2 separate regions of the Homo sapiens genome follow, and region 2 is linked to region 1. Evidence: read pairs that join two places in POLR2A ChIA-PET (ENCODE). Cell type or tissue: endothelial cell of umbilical vein. All regions are shown on one strand. Links, peaks and the distances in the headings refer to the core of each region. The heading gives the core; the rest is flanking DNA.

Evidence for each region. ChIA-PET counts read pairs that join two places held together with the same protein. Peaks named below come from ENCODE experiments on the same cell type or tissue, not always from the same donor. Only the 100,000 strongest peaks of a DNase experiment are listed, where the experiment ranks them.
Region 2: POLR2A ChIA-PET joins it to region 1 with 7 read pairs; 12 of 35 experiments call an interaction of 5 or more read pairs at or near these places.

The regions. Positions count from the first base shown.
Region 1 is chr19:34,432,375-34,443,262 of GRCh38, reverse strand. It overlaps UBA2 (ubiquitin like modifier activating enzyme 2), which reads right to left. Exons shown (of 17, transcript NM_005499.3): 4 at 9,851-9,915; 5 at 8,295-8,395; 6 at 4,497-4,618. Among named protein-coding and RNA genes, the nearest start is that of UBA2, 9.4 kb to the right of the region's middle. RefSeq lists a silencer at 5,445-5,602. In endothelial cell of umbilical vein, for the core only: no CTCF peak of the experiment used is centred there; a DNase peak (open chromatin) is centred at 6,402; H3K27ac peaks cover 737 bases.
Region 2 is chr19:34,487,268-34,498,155 of GRCh38, reverse strand. It overlaps WTIP (WT1 interacting protein), which reads right to left. Exons shown (of 8, transcript NM_001080436.2): 2 at 7,679-7,780; 3 at 5,052-5,119; 4 at 4,831-4,893; 5 at 4,534-4,664; 6 at 3,519-3,570; 7 at 2,385-2,453. Among named protein-coding and RNA genes, the nearest start is that of WTIP, 11 kb to the right of the region's middle. RefSeq lists an enhancer at 1-772. In endothelial cell of umbilical vein, for the core only: no CTCF peak of the experiment used is centred there; no DNase peak of the experiment used is centred there.

The sequences.
Region 1 (10,888 bases), core at 1,767-9,766:
GGTTTTCACTTACAACCTGGATAACATTCTAACACCAGAATAATGTTTGTGTTTACACCTGCAGCTACCTGTTCAACAAACATTATTATATACCTCAGGTGCAGAGTCCCCATCTAGGGGATAGAAATTCAGCAATGAACAAGATTAACTTTTTTTCATGGTAGAATGGCTCTTTACTGCTGAACAGAGTGTTAACAAACAATTTGAAAGTATTAAGCTGAGATTCTCTTTTATTAATAAAGTTATCCTAAAAACTGTTTAATAACTCATGGATATAAAAGTTTCCAGTATTTCCTCAAGTATATGATTAATGAAAGTTATCTTACAGAAATCCTTTGTACAACCCCCCACCCAACTATAATTTCAAAGCTCTGATAGTCACTCCCAACAATGGCATGTTAACACTTCCTAAAATTAACGCTTTGCCAACTAGTGAGTGCAAAATAGTAGACAGCCGCTAATTTAAAATGGTCCACCAATGATTTTTCACCTTTACAACAGGTTTATTGAGGTTATATTAAAATGCATTTTTGGCTGGGCGTGGTGGCTCACATGTGTAATCCCAACACTTTGGGAGGCCGAGGCGGGTGGATCAACCGAAGTCAGGAGTTTGAGACCAGCCTGGCCAACAAGGTGAAACCCTGTATCTACTAAAATACAAATATTAGCTGGGCGTGGTGGCAGACGCCTGTAATCCCAGCCACTCGAGAGGCTGAGCAGGAGAATCGCTTGAACCCAGGAGGCAGAGATTGCAGTTGCACTGCACTCCAGCCTGGGCAACAAGAGCGAAACTCCATCTCAAAAAAACAACAACAAAAAAAGCATCATTTTTTACTTAATGGTATTTTTTATTTATGATGAGTTTATCGGGAAGTATCTGAGAAGCATCTGTAGCTTACTATGGTCTTATACTTAATTTTCCAAGTAAGTCTTATGATTAAAACATAACTTGCTTATTGCTTATTTAGGTTTCCCTTCGAGTGAAAAATGCTGCTCATATTAATTTTGCCAGATTATCTTTTTTGTGTGTGTGACAGGGTCTTACTGTCCCCAAGGCTAGTGTGCAGTGGTGTGATCACAGCTCACTGCAGCCTCGACCTCCTAGGCTCAAGTGATCCTCTCACCTCAGCCTCCCAAGTAGCTGGGACCACAGGCATGTGCCACCATGCCTTGCTAATTTTTAAATTTTTTGTAGTGATGGGGTTTCACTATGTTGCCCACACTGCTCTCAAACTGCTGGGCTCAAGCAATCCTCCTGCCTTGGCCTCCTAAAGAGCCGGGATTACAGGTGTGTGTCACTGCACCTGGCCACATTATCTTTTTTTTTTTTTTGTCTTTTTCTGAGACACAGTCTCGCTCTGTCCCCCAGGTTGGAGTGCAGTAGCATGATCTCCATTCACTTCAACCTCCGCCTCCCAGGTTCAAGCGGCTCTCATGGCTCAGCCTCCCGAGTAGGTGGGACTACAGGCGTGTGCCACCACACCCCACTAATTTTTGTATTTTTAGTAGAGACAGGGTTTCGCCATGTTGCCCAGGCAGTTCTCAAACTCCTGGCCTCAAGTGATTCACCCACCTCAGCCTCCCAAAGAAAAAAAATGTTTGCCAAATAAATAAAGCTTCCAAGTGTAGTTTTTGTGAACATTTATCAAGTTGACACTGTTATGTATACTTTTCTGAGTGCAAAAATTAAAGACAATGTTTGCTGAAGGTTTCTACAAAATACCCTTTATCGGGTTGAGAACATTCTCATTTTAGTAAGAAGTTTTTTTATTTTTAATTTTATCTATTTATTTATTTTTTATTTTTTTGAGACGGAGTATCGCTCTGTCGCCCAGGCTGGAGTGCAGTGGTGCAATCTCAGCTCACTGCAACCTCCGCCTCCCGGGTTCACGCCATTCTCCTGCCTCAGCCTCCTGAGCAGCTGGGACTACAGGCACCCACCACCACATCCGGCTAATTTTTTTTATTTGTAGTAGAGATGGGGTTTCACCGTGTTAGCCAGGATGGTCTCGATCTCCTGACCTCGTGATCCGCTCGCCTCAGCCTCCCAAAGTGCTGGGATTACAGGCGTGAGCCACCTCGCCCGGCCTAGTAAGTTTTTATTCTGTTTTAGTAGAAACTTTCATCATGAAAGGCCATTTGCTAAATTTTACCAAATGCTTTCTCTGTATCTATGAAAACTATATAGTTTATCTTTAATTTCCTAATGAGTGAATGACATTTACAGATTTTCTAGTTTAAACCATGCTTGTATTCCTGAATAGACACGTGGTCAAGACACACTTTTTATTTTATATGATTCTAGATCCATATGGTAATTTTTTTTTTTTTTTTTTTGAGATGGAGTCTTGCTCTGTTGCCCAGGCTGGAGCGCAGCAGAGCGATCTCGGCTCACTGCAGCCTCCACCTCCCGGGTTCAAGCAATTCTCCTGCCTCAGCCTCCCAAGTAGCTGGGATTATAGGCGCCCACCACCATGTCCGGCTAATTTTGTATTTTTAATAGAGACAGGATTTCGCCATATTGGCCAAGTTGGTCTTGAACTCCTGACCTCAGGTGATCCACCCGCTTCAGCTTCCAAGTGCTGAGATTACAGGCATGATACACTGCGCCCATTCCCAGGATATGCTAATATTTTACATAGGATTTTTGCATCTATTATTTAGGTGTGAGACTGACTAGCAATTGTTTCTTATGCCATAATGGCCTTGACAGGTTTTGCTATCAAAGACATTGCTAGCCTAATAACACAAGCTAAGTAGTATTCCCTTTTAAAAATTTCTCAGGGAGAGTTTAGCTAATATTACAATATACTCCTTGCAAGTTTTGTGAAATGAATCTGTAAAAATAACATAGGTTCGGTGCATTATTTAGAATAATTTAAACTACTTACATTGCTCTAAGGTATACTGCTAAATTCAGGCATTCTATTTTCCTTTCATTTTTTTTTTTTTTTTGAAACATCATCTCATGCTGTCCCCCAGGCTGGAGTGCAGTGGCCCAATCTCCACCCACTGGGTTCAAGTGATTCTCATGGCTCAGTCTCCCAAGTAGCTGGGACTACAGATGCCCACCACCACGCCTGGTTAATTTTTGTATTTATAGTAGAGACGGGGTTTCGCCATGTTGGCCAGGCTGTTCTCAAACTCCTGGCCTCAAGTGACCCACCCACCTCAGCCTCCCAAAGTGCTGGGATTGCAGGCCTGAGCCACCGCACTGGGCACTTAGTAAGTTTTTAAAAATGTATTTACCCAGATCATTTAAATTTTTTATGTACTACCATGGTCTTATTATCATCCCTTTTTTTTCTTATAGCCTATTTAATCTCTGCTATCTGTATTCCCCGTTTAGTTCTCACTTACTCCTCTTCTATTTTGTAATCAAATGTGCTCTTACTTCAATTAATATCCTTCCTTCTCATTCTTTTTTTCTTTCTTTCTTCATTTTAAGACAGGATCTCACTATCACCCAGGCTGGAGTGCAGTGGCACTATCTCGGTTCACTGCAGCCTCAACCTCCCAGGCTCAACTGATCCTCCTACCTCGGCCTCCCAAGTAGCTGGGAGTACAGGTACACCTGGCTCATTTTTCTATTTTTTGTAGAGACACGGTTTTGCCATGTTTCCCAGGCTGGTCTCAAACTCCTGGGCTCAAGGGATCCTCCCATCTCACCCTCCCACAGTGCTGGGATTAGAGGCATGAGCCACCATGCCCACACCATTCTCATTTCTTAAAGTGTATTCTGTGGTTCATTTTCTAACTTAAATTGGATTCTTAGTAAAGATTTAGTAATTAATGTTCAGCCTTTCTTCATGTATGTAAATCTGTAACTTTTTGCCAACCACCACATTCAATACATTCTGGTATAGCATTTTCATCATTATCAGTACAGAGTATTTTTAACTTCCATTGTGATTTCTTTTATAACCAATGGGTTATTTGTAAGTAAATGTTCACATTTCCAAATATAAAGATTTTTATCGCTTAGTTACATGGCTGTCTCCAATATAAGACTAAGTTTCCTGAACAGTCATGGCCACATTTTTTTTTTTTTTTTTTGAGACAAATTCTCACTCTGTTGCCAAGCTGGAGTGCAGTGGCGCGATCTCGGCTCACTCCAACCTCCACCTCCTGGGTTCAAGCAATTCTCTTGCCTCAGCCTCCCGAGTAGCTGGGATTACAGGCACTCGCCATCACGGCCAACTAATTTTTGTATTTTTAGTAGAGATGTGTTTCACCATGCTGGCCACGCTGGTCTCAAACTCCTGCGCTCAGGTGATCCGACCACCTCAGTTTCCCAAAGTGCCGGGATTACAGGTGTGAGCCACCGCACCCGGCCAGCTACATTTAACCTAAGAAATACTGCAAGAAAGCTACTAAAGCATCCCTTCACCATATTTAAACATCCTGAGTTCAATCTCTTCAAGGTAATTAAATAAAAATGACTCCATTTTCCATCATCAGTACCGAAAAGCATGCCAAGAAATATACACTCTTACTTGAACAAGTACTTTGCCCAAACGATGCAATGTATAGGTTCTGAAGGTGTGTTACGAATTGTACAGCCAGGAAAGGTTCTCTGGGTCGGCTTAGGATGACACTCATAACACTCGGTCACACCCTATGAAGTCAGGATATGAGAAAAATTTACTCCATGATGGCAGTTTCTCAACATTATAAGGTAATATAAACACTTCATTCATCTATATTCCAACTACGTTTTACGTTGTCAAGGAAATTTTAAAATATTAGTGACTCCAAAATGCTTACTTTATGATAAACTAACACAAAAGCTAACTGAATCTACCAGTCATAGCTAAGGCTGTGCCAGGACGCCGACTCCTGGTTCAGTGAACATGACTTACAAGCCCAAATAAAAATTACTACACCTGAGTGTCAAATATGAGTTTACCTTGATCACACTAAACAGAAAAACTACTGGAAAGACAAACAGCAGCTTTCCAAGAAATTATTTCTCAAAGTTGTAAATGTTATCTAAATATTATTCGCAGCCATTTTCTTATATGTGTTTTTTTTTTTTTTTTGAGCAAAACTAAGTGGGTCTGGGGAATACAGCCATATCCTTATAATCTCCTGAAATTAAGTAAACTACAAGATTAATTTCAAGATATATCTCCCTACACAGAAAAATCTTAGGTGTTACTAAACCAAATACTCTTCATTTTATTGATATACGTTTCTTTTTGGCGGTGGGGAGACGGAGTCTTGCTCTGTCACCCTGGCTGGAGTACAGTGGCATAATCTTGGCTGCAATCTCCGCCTCCCAGGTTCAAGCAATTCTCCTGCCTCAGGCTCCCAAAGAGCTGGGATTACAGGCATCTCCCACCACTCCCAGCTAATTTTCATATTTTTAGTAGAGACGGGGTTTTTCCATGTTGGCCAGCTTGGTCTTGAACTCCTGACTTCATGTGATTCGCCCGCCTTGGCTTCCCAAAAGTGCTGGGATTACAGGCGTGAGCCACTGCGCCCAGCCCATTTTATTGATACACATTCAAGTTTAAAATTACAATTTAAGGAATTTATGCCTTGGAAGAAGTACATGACACCTGAGACAACTTTTCAAAACTATCAAATGAATCATCTTTCATTATCTCAGATATTCCTAACCTCAGTCTCTTCTTTTTTTCTTTTTGTCTGAGACGGAATTTCGCTCGTTGCCCAGGTTGGAGTGCAATGGCGTGATCTAGGCTCACCACAACCTCTGCCTCCCGGGTTCAAGTGATTCTTTTGCCTCAGCCTCCCAAGTAGCTGGGATTACAGGTGCGTGCCACCACACCCAGCTAAATTTTGTATTTTTAGTAGAGATGGGGTTTCACCATGTTGGCCAGGCTGGTCTCGAACTCCTTACCTCAGGTGATCCGCCCGCCTTGGCCTCCCAAAGTGCTGGGATTACAGGCGTAAGCCACCATGCCCAGCCACCTTCAGTCTTAATACACAGTGGTGTGTCAGAATCACAGTAACAAGGATATAAAAAGCAATGTCTGGCCGGGCGTGGTGGCTCATACCTGTAATCCCAGCACTTTGGGAGGCCAAGGCAGGCGGATCACCTGAGGTCAGGAGTTTGAGACCAGCCTGGCTAACATGGCAAAACCTCATCTCTACCAAAAATGCAAAAATTAGCCAGGCTAATTGTTCAAGAATCAAAACTCTCAAATACTGTTTTAATATAAATTGCAGCAGATTTAGAGTTTTCTCTGAAACACCATTTCTGATGCCCTCAGCCTTCCAATATGCTTTCTTGAGGGTAGCCACATGGCAAGCAGTCATGAGACTCATACTGCAATGCAGACAGAGAACTTCCGTCTTGATCTGTCAACAGATACTGAAGGCCTCCACTTATTCAACAACTTAATACGCACTGACATACACAACAGTCTTTTGTAGAATGGTATTCAATAAGGTTCCAAGAATAACATTTAACAGTTAAAAGAAACAAAGACACAATTTCTAACATGAATAAGCTGCCAAAAAAAATTAGACGCAACCAGCAAATGTTAAGTACATTATAATTCTCTTTCTATAGTTTCAAAACATGGAAAACGACTCTTCAAATGTAACTACAATATTTAACTTCTTAAAAGAACTGAAAGAAAAAATATCTGAATAGCAAATGAAGCCGTGTTGAGGTTTTAAAAACTGAGATATGTGCCAGGCATGGCGGCTCACACCTATAATCCCAGCACTTTGGGAGGCCGAGGCAGGTGGATCACCTGAGGTCAGGAGTTGAAGACCAGCCTGACCAACATAGAGAAACCCCGTCTCTACTAAAAATACAAAATTAGCCAGGCGTGGTGGCGCACGCCTGTAATCCCAGCTACTCGGGAGACTGAGGCAGGAGAATCGCTTGAACCAGGGAGACGGAGGTTGCGGCGAGCTGAGATCGCGCCACTGCACTGCAGCCTGGGCAACAAGAGCGAAATTCTGTCTCAAAAAAATAAACAAATAAATAAATAAACCAAAACAAAACTGAGGTATGAGCACACAGGTATTTTGTTCTATTATTCTCTAGTTGTATTTAAATGTTTGAAGTACTTCACAAATACACCCCTAAAAAGTTTTCAAAGTTCCCTTCCACATTATAAGCCCAGACTCTTAGACAACAGAATTTTTTGGTTTTTTTTTTTTTGAGACAGAGTTTCGCTCGTTGCCCAGGCTGGAGTGCAATGGCGTGATCTCAGCTCACCGCAACCTCCGCTTCCCCGGTTCAAGGGATTCTCCTGCCTCAGCCTCCCAAGTAGCTGGGATTACAGGTGCACACCACCACGCCCGCTGATTTTTGTATTTTTAGTAGAGACAGGGTTTCACCATGTTGGACAGGCTGGTCTCAAAATCCTGACCTCAGGTGATCCGCTCGCTTCGGGTTCCCAAAAAGTGCTGGGATTACAGGCATGAGCCATCACGCCTGGCTTTTTTTTTTTGAGATGGAGTCTCACTCTGTTGCCCAGGCTGGAGTGTGGTGCCATCTTGGCTCACTGTAACCTCCACCTCCGAGGTTCAAGCAATTCTCATGCTTCAGTCTCCCAACTAGCTGGGATTACAGGTACACGCCTCCACACCCAGCTAATTTTTGTATTTTTTGTAGAGACGTGGTTTCACTACATTGGAGAGGCTGGTCTCGAACTCCTGACCTCAAGTCATCTGCCTACCTCAGCCTCCCAAAGTGCTGGGATTACAGGCATGAGCCACTGCACGCAGCCGACACAAAGAAATTTTTGATGCCTGGTATATCATGCTTACCACTCTAAGGATTTTAATACAAAAGTCAAATGAAACAAAATGGCAGAGCTGAAAGATTTCCTTGCCCATAGTCTTTTGAGCACGTTTATAGCATTTTAAGTTTGTTTTTTGAGACAGAGGCTTGATCTGTAGCCCAGGCTGGAGGGCAGTGGTGCAATCTCAGCTTACTGCAACCTCTGCCTCTCAGGTTCAAGTGATTCGCCTGGCTCAGCCTCCCAAGTAGCTGGGATTACAGGCGCCGGCCACCATGTCCAGCTAATTTTTGTATTTTTAGTAGAGATGGGGTTTCACCATGCTTGCCAGGCTGGTCTCAAACTCCTGACCTCAGGTGATCCGCCCACCTCGGCCTCCCGAAGTGCTGGGATTACAGGTATGAGCCACTGCACCTGGCCCCGCATTTTAAGTTTTATATAAGCATAAAAGTCCTTACATTTTGGATGTTCACCTGTTCATTTTATATAAATACAAAGTTTATTTCCTCCTGCTCCAAGGTCTCAAATAAATATTTGGGAAGTTAAAAAAATAAAACTTTTCTTTACCTTTTTGATAGTAGTTACTTGTCCAAGATACCCAGCTGTTCCACTTTCAATAAGAGGAACATCAGCTGCCAGGCACATTCTATTAACATGGTTTCGGGCAGCTGGAAGTAAAACAAACAGTATGAGTTTTTGGGAAAAAAAAAATTAGTTATCTTTAATTAGGATGACACAGACTCAAAACTATCTTACTGGCTTCATTTTTTGTACAATTTTCTTATAGCTATGGCCAGAATAATACAACTGTTAATTACAGACATTTAAGAGACATTCACTTAGCAAAATATCAAATAGAATTTATATCACAAATTTACTCCAGGAGAAGTACCCACAGAAACACATAATCTTAAAAATCCAACGTGCCATATTTCTCTTCTATTGCTGTACCTTACACAAAACACTGTTTCAAGGTGTTCCTAAACTCACCACTATTCTAATATAACTAGCAGATAATACATGATAGAAATGAAGGCAGAATGTGGAATATCAACTTGGAACTATTAAAGTAGTTTAAGGCTAGGGAAAAAAGATGAGTCAGGTTAAGAGAGTAATTTCACGCCAGGAGCACTGGCTCATGCCCATAATCTCAGCATTCTGGGAGGCTGAGGTGGGAGGACTGCTTGAAGCCAGGAGTTCGAGGCCAGCCTGGGCAACAAAGCAAGACTTCATCCCTACAAAAATAAACATAAAAAAATTAGCCGGGTATGGTGGTACCTGTCTGCAGAGTAGCTACTGCAGAGGTTGAGGTAAGAGTATCACCTGAGCCCATTTGAAGGCTTCAGTGAGTTATGATCACACCAGTGCACTCTAGTCTGGGCAACAGTGAGACCCCCCAAGCCTTAAAAAATAAACGTAATTTTGACTTTTCCTTGTGTTTTTTATTTAGATATTTCTGGCCCAACTTGTTGTAAACTCACTTAGTAGATATACTTTTACATGTGGAAGTAATTACAGACAAAGAATATCACTCAAGCATCCCCCACCCCACCCTCCAGTCACACTTTTTCTTTTTTTGAGACAGGGTCGCACTCTGTCACCAAGGCTGGAGTGTAGTGGTGTGATCTAGGCTCACTGCAACCTCTGCCTCCTGGCTTCAAGCGATTCTCCCACCTCAGCCTCCGGAGAAGCTGGGACTACAGGCACATGCCACCACACCGGCTAATTTTTGTGTTTTTTGGTAGAGACGGTTTCACCATGTTGACTAGGTTGGTCTCGAACTCCTGACCTCAAGTGATCCTCCTGCCTTGGTCTCTCAAAGTGCTGGGATTACAGGCGTGAGCCACTGTGCTGAGCCACAGTCACACTTTTTGAGAGCTTTTCACTTCACTTCTATTTATACCTTTTGGTAGAAATGCAGAGAATATGATAGCTAAATTCCCGCCTGGAATAAGTCATTTCTATATAAAACTGCAATCAATGGGCATGCTTTAAACTCGATCATTTCTCTTAAGTCTTTTAAGTTCTAAATCACAATAGTCTAATAAATATTAAATTTGTAAACAAATTTGATATGGGAGAGAGGAAATACTGAGAAATTAAAAGTATTAAAATAACCTCACCTCTGTTATCTAAAGCATTCATAACCAGTATAAACTGTCGGAAAAATTCCACATTATAGTCAGGGCTACAAAACAAAATAAAAAAAGGTCACCAAAATAACTAGCCTTCCACATGATCTTTGCAGTATAATAAACAGTTCTGAAAAAAACATAGTAACTGTAAACAAAACTGATATCAGGATTATATGTCATATAGATAGTAAGGTTTGACTCTTTCCAAACATAAGCAGATTTTAAAGAAATTATTTCCTTCAAATTCCTATCCTTTTTGGCCAGCTAGGGCACAAGAGAAAGATCTCAAACTGGCAGAAAGATGGCATGACTTCACTAGTCCCACTAGGCCTTCTTTGGGCAGCAAGTGCCTGGGAACGCATAAAGAACACATTCCCAGGATCTGCCTGGCCTCTGACTTCACCTCACATGATCAGGATCAGGCAGGGTTCAGGCCCCTAGGGTCTCTGTTTTTAGCAGCACTGGGAAAGCAACACAGGGTAAGGAGGTTATAGGGCTACAGGCAGGTTCACAGAGTAAAAAACTAAAAAACAAGCCGGAGATACAGGCCGGGTGCAGTGGCTCACGCCTGTAATCCCTGCACTTTGGGAGGCCAAGGCGGGTGGATCACCTGAGGTCGGGAGTTTGAGACCAGCCTGGCCAACATGATGAAACCCCGCCTACTAAAATACAAAAATTAGCTGAGTGTGGTGGCGTGCGCCTGTAATCCCAACTACTCAGGAGGCTGAGACAGGAGAATCGCTTGAACCCAGGAGGCGGAGGTTGCAGTGAGCCAAGATCATGCCACTGTACTCCAGCCTGGGCAATAAGCGCAAAACCCTATCTCACACACAAAAAAAACACAATCCGGAGATACAAATGCCCTGAGAAAGTGTTAAGTACCTCAATTCCAGTACCTCAAACAAGGACTATTTTTAACACTATTTACTTGCAAGCTAAACCACCATAGATAAAGGACAATTTCGGCCCACAGTTCCTTTGCTCCAACTCCTCCAAAATTATATATTTACTCTATCTTTACTGAGA
Region 2 (10,888 bases), core at 1,001-9,000, 56 kb before region 1:
GGCCCGCCCTGCGCAGGGAAGGGAGCTGGGCTGCTGCAGTGACACCACATCACTCCTTTCCCTGGTCTCCTGTCTGTCCCACCACAGGCCACTGGCTGGGCCCTGCTACCGACCGCTGCACACCAGGCCAGGGAGGAGTGCGGGGTCCCGGAGGTATCAGTCCCCATCCAACAGCCTCGCGGCAGCACAGCACCACCACCAGCCGCCTGCCCCGCTCTCACTCTCAGCGTCAACCTTTTGCTGCCCTCGGTACTGGACAATCTGCAGGGGACCGCACAGTCCACAGGACGGCCCAGCAAGTGGAGGGACGCGGAGGTCCTGTTAGGGCTGGAGGGGAGCCCTGGCCCCTCTGCAGACCATCCCTGCTCCTTGTCCTCCCTCCTGGGTACCCTGACACAATCGGTGCTCCCATGGGGCCACTCGCCTGCACCCAGGAGACCTTGTCACCCAAGGGATCCCTGATTGCTACTGCAGATTCCCCACCGCCACTTGCTCTGCTCTTGCTGGGGCGCGGTCGCCGGCAGCCTCCTGGTTCTCCTGCCCAGGCCTCCTCAGTCTCCCTTTGTGGCCACTTCGCCTGTGTGTGTCCTTAAATGACAGTGCTCCCTGAGCTATCCTGACCCCCACTCCTTCTTTTCCAACTCATCCTGGAAGACCTCACTTGCTCCCTGGCTTCAGCTGCCGTCCCTGTGTCCATCATGGGACCCTTGCTTCCCGCCAGAACGGAGGAAGAGAAATTGGATTTCCCCTCCCACCTTTAACAACGAGAGCAACAGGCTAAACAGATGACAGTGACTCTCAGACCCCGGACAACAGACCAGGGAGGCCCATCATCTCTCAGAGAGGGGAAATCTGAGAAGTGTACCCCACAACACCCGACTGACTGCCTGGAGACTGCTCCAGCTGCCCAGGGGAGCCCCGTGGTCTCCTTGAGTTGAGAATCTGGGGAGGCCAAGGCAACTGGAATTCCCAGGGCCAAGATTCAGAAAAGAAGGCCTGGTGTGGTGGCTCAAGCCTGTAATCCTAGCACTTTGGGAGGCCAAGGCGGGTGGATCACTTGAAGTCAGGAGTTTGAGACCAGCCCAGCCAACATGGTGAAACCCTGTCACTACTAAAAACACAAAAACTAGCCGGGTGTGGTGGTGGGTGCCTGTAGTCCCAGCTACTCAGGAGGCTGAGGCAGGAGAATTGCTTGAACCCAGGAGGCGGAGCTTGCAGTGAGCTGAGATAGTGCCACTGCACTGCAGCCTGGGCAACGGAGTGAGACTCATCTCAACAAAAAAAAAGATTCAGAGAAGAGAGCGCCACACGCCAGTGACCCCAAATTCCCACAGCTGTCGGCAGGGTCGCTGAACCCCCGCCCACTTACAGGTCTACTGGACATCTCCAGCTACCAAAAATGAGAGCATCCCATCCCCTCTTCCCCCTGCCCTCACTCTTTGCTGGGGTTCTCATGAACACCTCCCAACCCCCAACCCCCAACCCCCCACATCCAGACACTTGCCAAATCCAGTCCTTTCTACGGCCTAACCATCACTCAACTCAGCCCACCTCTGTGAACCCAGGCCCCCAACCCTGACTCCTCCAGCTGCTCAGGGAGCACCTGCCTTCACTCCCTCCCCCAGTGCACTCTCTGCGGGGCAGGAAAAGGACAGGTAGAATGGGGTAGACGCCATAAAATAGGTGAGGCTGGCGCGGTGACTCACGTTGCAGTCCCAGCACTTTGGGAGGCCAAGGCAGGTGGATCGCTTGAGCCCAGGAGTTCAAGACCAGCCTGGGTAACATGATGAAACCCCATCTCTACTAAAATTAACAAAATTAGCTGAATGTGGCGGCGCGAGCCTGTGGTGATAGCTACTCAGGAGGTTGAGATAAGAAGATAGCTTGAGCCAGGAGGTTGAGGCTCCAGTGAGCTATAATCGTGCCACTGCACTCCAGTCTGAGCAAGAGTGAGATCTTGTCTCTAATAAATAAAAATTTTAAAAAAAAATTTTTTTTGAGACAGAGTCTCACTCTTGTTGCCCAGGCTGGAGTGCAATGGCACAATCTCGGCTCACTGCAACCTCTGCCTCCCAGGTTCAAGCGATTCTCCTACCTCAGCCTCCTGAGTAGCTGGGACTACAGGTGCCCGCCACCACGCCTGGCTAATTTTTGTATTTTTAGTAGAGACGGGGTTTCACCATGTTGGCCAGGCTGGTCTCGAACTCCTGACCTCAGGTGATCCACCCTCCTCAGCCTCCCAAAGTGCTGGGATTACAGGCATGAACCACCGAGCCTGGCAAAACTAAAATTTTGATAAGGTAAGCCCACAGAACACCCAGAGAGGAGAGCCCTGTGGGAGGAGGCCTGCCCCAGCTGCCAGCCTCCTGTGGGCCCAGGCTCACCTCACAGTGGTAACATGCCACGTGGTAGTCTCTGTCCATGGACACCACACGGATGGTTGTCTCGCAGCCCTGGAGGAAGAGAAGGAGTTCACACACGATGAGCATGTGGGGACTGGAGGCAAACTGCGTGAGTGTACACTCCCACACACCACGCTCCTGTCCCGGCGGAGGTGCACGCCCGCCCCGGGGAGCACTGCCACGCTGCTTCTGTGGGGCGGGACAGGCTCCAGCAGGTGCACACACACAGACACATGCGGGCCTTAGGCGTCCTCCACGATCACAGCCCACAGTACGCACAAAGGCCCACAAGAGTGTCACGTGTTTGTCAATGGATGTGGACATTATTTTCACCTCACTGATCCTTTTTTTTTTTAAGAGACAGGGTCTCTCTCTGTTGCCCATGCTGGAGTGCAGTGGTGCAATCACAGCTCACTGCGGCCTCAAACTCCTGGGCTCAAGCAATCCTCCTGCCTTAGCCTCCCAAGTAGCTGGGACTACAGGCATGCACAACCACACCCAGCTAATTTTTTATTTTTTTTGTAGAAATGGGGTCTCACTAGGCGGCCCAGGCTGGTCTCAAACTCCTGGCTTCAAGCAATCATCCCACCTTGGCCTCCCAAAGTGCTGGGATTACAGGCGTGGGCCCCTGTGCCCGGCCTGTTTTCACTTCCTTGGAGTCTCAAAAGGGCACTGCCAGTTCTGCTTTGCCAGGCACACCAGCCTGGGACAGAGCCAGCACTGTGGGAAGACCCCAGGCCAGGAGAGCTGTAGCACCCATGGGTGGCTCCCGCACAGACCACGTCCATCTCTCATCTGCTCCCCCAGCACCCCCACCTCAGCCTGCAGAGCTGAGAAGACCCAGGGAACGGCCCTTCCATCAATGGAGAATGGAGCAGAGGCTGGCAGTGGGGCAGCTGAGCGGCAGGGGCCACCACTTCCCTCGACCTTGTGCCAGGGGACAGCTGTACCCCACGTACACAAGCACAACACACATCCCTCAGCCCTGAAAGATCTGCGGAGAAGCACCTGCTCATCCCTCCCACTGTCGCCCAAGACCTGGGCTAGACCCAGGCTAGACAGGACAGCAGCCGGCTGGGCCAGGCACCTGATCATCTCTGGGTGAGTGGCTCCTACCTGTGCAGGGAGGATAGGACGGGCACAGGAGGCGCATTTTGGTGCAAAAACCCTAGAGAAATAAAGGAAACCAGAAGTGATCAGCTGAGTGACCAGAGGCCAAGGGCACAAGCACAGGGGCACCCACAGGAACCCACTGACGTAGCCCAAGTATCAGGCCCTCTCTCCCTGTGTGCACACCTCGGGGCAGACAGGGAACAGCTTCTGCCATGCCTTCCTGTACTGGCCTCTTCTTTTTTTTTTTTTAATAGAAATGGGGTCTCACTATGTTGCCCAGGCTGGTCTCAAATTCCTGGGTTCAAGCGATCCACCCACCTCGACCTCCCAAAGTGCTGGGATTACAGGCATGAGCCACCATGCCCGGCCCTGGCCTCTTATCTGACTGCTCATTTCATCTCCACCCAATCACCTCCTCCAGGATGCCTTCAGGTTCTGCTCTGCCATCTGCCCCCATGTTTCCTGTGAGTTCTTAATGTCCAGGTCTGGGACACCACTAGCTAGGACCACTGTGAGACCTGGCTTCACCCTGAGTACCAGGGACCTCTGCCCAGGACTCCAATCCCACGGAAGGCCCTGCTCAGAACCAGAGCTCCCAGGAATAAACCTGGAGTCACGGTAGGAGGAAACAGATCAGGGATCAGACAGGCAGGAGAAGGGGGCTGCAGAGATCCCAAGCCCCTGCCCCAGCTGAAAGAGGCCTGGCCTGGCAGGGGATGGAGGGGAGGAGGGGGAAAGATGGTGGGTACTGCAGCCAGGAGGGTCCCCTGTGCCAGGAGTAGAGAAGCATGCAGGCCACGATAGGGAGAGAAGAGGCAAAAGACAGCTGGTGGCCGGACCACCAGGAGAGGGGATGCAGGCAGAGACACATGCCTGCCCCAAGCCCAGGTGTACAAGGGGAGGCGGAAGGCAAAAGGCCAAGAACAAAGGGCAGTCAGTCCAGCAGGAAAAAAATGCTTCCAGAGGAGCCAGGGAGGACGGCCCGAGTCCCGCCTGCTCCACAGCACCAGCAACTCACGTGTGATAGTCTCGCACGCAGTAGATGTTGTTCTCCACGTCCACGGTGAAGGGAACCCCGTCCAGGCACTCATTGCACACGGAGCACCGGAAGCAGCCTGGGTGGTAGGACTTGCCCAGGGCCTGCAGGATCTGTGGGCGGGGCACACTGAGGGGTCAGCGCGGGCAGGAGGCTCAGCACCGCCCTGGGAGAGGCTCTGGCCCTGAACCCCTGGCAGGTCTGGAGCAGGGGAGACGGTAGAGTCCTCAGACTCCACCCACGTCAGAGGGGCTCCAGGAGGCTGGGGCAGGGGCTCACCATTTCCATGATGAGATGTCCACACACGCTGCATTTGTCGGCCGTCTGCTGGAACCCGGAGTACTGGGAGGGGACACAGGATCCAGGACATTGTGTGACAAAGGGGCACTCGCGGCCCAGCTAGCACCTGCCTCCTGGCCTCAGGTCTCCACTCGAGTCAGAATGAGGGTCCCTGCCCCACCTCCCACCCCTGGCACTGCCAGGGCACAGCTTGGACTCACCAGGAAGTCCTCCTGGCAGTACACTTTCTCACCCACGTTGTAGAACGCCTTCCCACGGAGTCGTCTCCCTGCAAGGGTGAGGGTTGAGAGGGGTCCCTGGAACGCTGGGGACCAGGGATGGAGCCGTGCTTCCAGCTCTCAGCACCCTCCTCCAACAGATGAGACACTGGGTTATGGGTGGTTTTCTAAATTTCCCTTTAATATTATGTTGTTATTGTTATAATAACAAAATTTCAGAAAAAAATTAAACAGAACACATTGTCGACAGAGTTATTTAAAAAGGTTGCCAAAACAAATATATGAATAAATATTTTGCTCATGTAAATACATGTGTTGGTTAATAAACACATTCACTTGAAGATCAGTTGAATTCACAGCAAATTTTCGGGAATGAATCTTTTTTTTTTTTTTTTTTTGATACAGAGTATCACTGTGTCGCCCAGGCTGGAGTGCAGTGGCGTGATCTTGGCTCACTGCAACCTCTGACTCCCGGGTTCAAGCGATTCTCCTGCCTCACCCTCCCAAGTAGCTGGGACTACAGGTGCCTGGCTAATTTTTGTATTTTTAGTAGAGATGGGGCTTCACTATGTTGGCCAGGCTGGTATTTTTTTTTTTAAGACAGGGTCTCGCTCTGTCACCTAGGCTGGAGTGCAATGGCACAATCATGGCTCACTGCAGCCTCAACCTCCCAAGCTCAAGTGATCCTCCTGCCTCAGCCTCCCAGCCTCCTGGGAGGCTGAGGCAGGAGCATCGCTTGAGCCCAGGAGTTCAAGACCAGCCTGGGCAACATAGCAAGACCCTGTCTCTAGGAAAAAAAAAAAAATTAGCCAGTCGTGGTGGTACGTGTCTGTAGTCCCACTACTCATTGTGGGGCTGAGGCAGGAAGATCACTTGGGCCCAGGAAGTCAAGGCTGCAGTGAGCCGTGATTGGGCCACTGCACTTCAGCCTGGATGAAGACATAAGACCCTGCTTCTTAAAAAAAAAAAAAAAAAAAAAGACATTGAACACAAGATCAGCCATTAAAGAGTATGCACTATAGGAATGCATTTATGTTAAGTTCTAGAATGGACAAAACTTTTCTACAGTGGTAGAAATCAGAATACCAGTTGGGCAAATGTGATGGGGGACATACAGGGATCAACTGAAAAAGGGCAAGATAGGGCCAGGCGCGGTGGCTCACGCCTGTAATCCCAGCACTTTGGGAGGCCAAGGCAGATGGATCACGAGGTCAGGAGATCGAGACCATCCTGACTAACACTATGAAACCACATCTCTACTAAAAATACAAAAAATTAGCCGGGCGTGGTGTTGCGCGCCTATAGTCCCAGCTACTCGGGAGGCTGAGGCAGGCGAATCACTTGAAACTGGGACACGGAGGTGGCAGTGAGCCGAGATCTCGCCACTGCACTCCAGCCTCGGGGAGAGCGAGACTCTGTCTCAAAAAACAAGTGGGGGTACAAGATAGAAGTTTCTAGGGTATTTTACCGGGCAAGGTGACTCACACCTATAATCCCAGCACTGTGGGAGGCCAAGGCAGGCGGATCACAAAGTCAGGAGATCGAGACCATCCTGGCCACATGGTGAAATCCCATCTCACTAAAAAAATACAAAAATTAGCTGGGAGTGGTGGCGTGTGCCTGTAATCCCAGCTACTCGGGAGGCTGAGGCAGAAGAATCGCTTGAACCAGGGAGACGGAGGTTGCAGTGAGCTGAGATCACACCACTACACTCCAGTCTGGCAATAGAGCGAGACTGTCTCAAAAAAAAAATATAAAATTAAAATTAAAAAACGTGCAAATACATAAAAGATGTCTGATTAAGGCAAGGTCTGGAAGAACAGTGGGCAAACCAAGAGTGGATATTTATTAGGGTGGTTGGATTATAGTTCCTTTTTTCTTTTTATAACTTTGTCTAGGTTAAACTATAACACTTATAGTTTATGTTGGGTGTAAAATTATGATCAAAAATAAATTGTAGGCCAGGCGCAGTGGCTCACACCTGTACTCCCAGCACTTTGAGAGGCCGAGGCAGGCGGATCACTTGAGCTCAAGAGTTTGAGACCAGCCTGGCCAACATGGTAAAACCCCATCTCTACCTAAAAAAAAAAAAAAAATTAGCCGAGCGTGGTGGCACGTGTGCCTATAATCCCAGCTACTTGGGAGGCTGAGGCAGGAGAATCTCTTGAAACCGGGAGGCAGAGGCTGCAGTGAGCCGAGATCATTCCACTGCACTCCAGCGTGGGCAACAGATTAAGACTCTGTCTCAACAACAACAACAAAAATAGATAGCAGGAAAAAGAAATATTAGTCGTATGTCCAGACAGGCAGAAGGTCCTTCATGGGCTTCTGACGCTGCTCCCAGGCAGCTGGGTGACATGAGCGCATTAGTGCCCTGCGTGGCACAGAGGATCCACAGCTGACGACCAGGGGGCAGCCCTGTCCTACAGCCAGCAAAAGGCTCCTCAGGGGCCCCATGCCTCCTCCCCAGACAGAGTCCTCCACAGCCCAGCCTGGGCCAGAGCCAGGTGGTCCATCTGCCTGGACTCAGGGGCAAGGCAGTTTGAGGGGAATGGGGATGATGTGGCAGGTCCCCTTCACAGAGCTACCCAGGGCACGAGGTTACCTACCACACGAGTCGCAGGTGAAGCAGTCAGTGTGATAAAGACTCCCCATTGCCTGGCACGCCTGCTGGGCTCCGTAGATGCCAAGCCCACACTTGATGCAAATGCCTAGGAGAGGAGAGGCAGGAGAGAGCAGGGGTTAGCGCCACAGCCTATGCCACACCGACGGACTCCCCGTCTTGACACCGCCCACCCGCTTGACCTGGGGGATGCTAACTTTCCTAGGCCAACATCACTCGATTACTGATGACCAACATGGGCACCATCAGGGTGGCCACGACCCAGGGATTGCCGCTGCTGCTGTCTGAGGATTCAAGGGCTTGGCCGAGCACCCAGGGCAGAGTCGGAGCTAATCAAAGCTGTCCATCACAACTGTTCTGATAGATTCTTTTGGTTTTTGATTTATAAATAGGGACAGAGTCTCACTATGTTGCCCAGGCTGGTTTCAAACTCCTGGGTTAAAGCGATCCTCCTGCCTTGGCCTCCCAAAGTGCTGGCATTACAGGCATGAGCCACTGCACCCAACCACTTTTAGGTTTTTTTTGGGAGAGAGACAGGATCTCGCTCTGTCCCACAGGCTGGAGTGCAGTGGTGCAATCACAGCTCACTGCAGCCTCAACCTCCTAGGCTCAAGCGATCCTCCAGCCTCAGCCTCCCAAGTAGCTAGGACTTCTGGCACATGCCATCACGCACGGCTGATTTTTTCTTTTGTAGAGACAGGGTATTGCTGTGTTGCCCAGTTGCCCAGGGTGGGCTCAAACAATCCTCCTGCCTGGGCTTCCCCAAGTGCTGCAATTACAGGCGTGGAGTCACCACACCCAGCCTATCATGGTATCTTTATACCAAGACAGTTGCTTTAAGCCCTTTCATCCATGGCCTGCTCTTGGACTGAGGGAAAATCCTTCATGCTGTTTGTGAACCAAATCCTGTTCTTCAACATGTTTTGTGACCCAGACACAAAGAATGAAGACCACATGGGCACTCAGGGGCAGTCACCACCCCTCTGCAGCCACTCTGTCCTCCTCTGTACCCACTCTGTCCTCCTCTGTACCCACTCTGTCCTCCTCTGTATGCCAGGGTCCACTTATTCTCTTGGTCAGTCAGCACACAGATGAGTCACATGCCCCTAAGGTCAGGCACCACTCAGTCTGCAATGCACCCAGGTCCCCACCTTCAAGAAGCTTGCATCGAGTGGAAGGTGGCAGAGAACAGCAGTCAAATAACGTCAGGCAGAGACGAGTGCTACGGCGTTAGATGCAGGATTTTTTTTTTTTTTTTTTTTTTTTAGATAGAGTCTCGCTCTGTCGCCCAGGTTGGAGTGCAGTGGCGTGATCTCGACTCACTGCAACCTCCACCACCCAGGTTCAAGAGATTCTCCTGCCTCAGCCTCCCGAGTAGCTGGGATTACAGGCATGTGCCACCACACCTGGCTAATTTTTTGTATTTTTAGTAGAGATAGGGTTTCACCATGTTGGCCAGGCTGGTCATGGATTCCTGACCTCAGGTGATTCACCCACTTTGGCCTCCCAAAGTGCTGGGATTACAGGTGTGAGCCACTGCTCCCGGCCTTTTTTTTTTTTTTTAGGAGAGTCTCGCTCTGTTGCCCAGGCTGGAGTCCAGTGGTGTAATCATAGCTCACTGCAGCCTTGACATCCTGGGCTCAAGCAATCCTCCCACCTCGGCCTCCCAAGAAGCTGGGTCCACAGGCAGGTACTGCTATGCCCGGCCAAGGATGTGTGATTTTTAAACCAGGTATTCACAGAAGCCTCACTCACCAGGTGATACTTGAGCAAAGGCCTGAAGGAAATAAGGAAGCGGGCTGGGTGCAGTGGCTCATGCCTGTAATCCCAGCACTTTGGGAGGCCGAAGTGGGAGGATCACTTGAGCCGAAGAGTTCCAGACTAGCCTGGGAAACACAGCGAGACCCTCATCTCTACAAAAATTTTTAAAAATATCCAGGCATGGTGGCATGCACCTGTGGTCCCAGTTACTCAGGAGTCTGAGGCAGGAGGATCACTTAAGCCTGGGAGTTTGAGGCTGCAATGAGCTATGATCATGTCACTGCACTCCGGCCTGGGTAACAGAGTGAGATGTCTCCAAAAAAAGAAGAGGCCAGGCACAATGGCTCACGCCTGTAATCTCAGCACTTTGGGAGGCCGAGGTGGGTGGATCAGGAGGTCAGGAGTTCAAGACCAGCCTGGCCATGATAGTGAAACACCATCTCTACTAAAGATACAAAAATTAGCCAGGCGAGGTGGCAGGCACCTGTAATTCCAGCTACTTGGGAGGCTGAGGCAGCAGAATCACTTGAACCTGGGGGGCGGAGGTTGCAGTGAGCTAAGATCCCGCCACTGCACTCCAGCCTGGCCGACAGAGTAAGACTCCGTCTCAAAGAAAAAAAAAAAAAAGGAAGCAGACAGACATGAGGGTCGCTGCTGTGCAGGTGCCTATGATCAGTGGATGGAATCAGGGACCACACCTGTGTACTCAGCATGCAGCGGGGAAGGTGGAAAGGAGAGGGGTGACCAGCAACGCCAGGGCCAAGCCTGGCTCTAGCCTCAGGGCACTCCCTGGCCAGCCCTCCTGGAAACCCAGACAGTAGGCAAGTAGCCCATACATCTCGTGTCCCCTTTACAGGGTCACCCAGGGCCTCCCATGCCACACAGGGCATGAAGATGGCCTCCACCTGCCCTCTGGACCGTAAATCTTCTGCCAGCTCCAGGCCATGCTGCCCTCCCCCGACCTTCTTGCTTTCTCCTTTCATCTCTCTCCTTAAATAACCTCCTCTCCCTCCTCCACCAGCCGCCCCATTCCCCGCCTTTCCTCAGTCAACAAAGAGAACATGGCCCACACTTGGTCATCTCCTAGCCGTCCCCATCTATGGACTTTCCATTCTGATCTTGCTATCGGGTGGCCCACCTCTTCCTCTCTGGTTTCTAGGATGCAGCCTGCACCCAGCTTTCTGGGTCTTCATCTCCCTTCCTGCTTTCCTGGGTACCCCCTGCTCTGCCCAGGGCCTCCCATGCCTCACTTTACCACTGGGCAGAGAAAGCCAGTTCAGATGCCTTCAGAACCAGGCAGGGGCCAGGCGCAGTGGCTCACGCCTGTAATCCCAACACTTTCGGAGGCCGAGGAGGGTTGATCACTTGAGGCCAGGAGTTTGAGACCAGCCTGGCCAACATGGTGAAACCTCATCTCTACTAAAAATATAAAAAT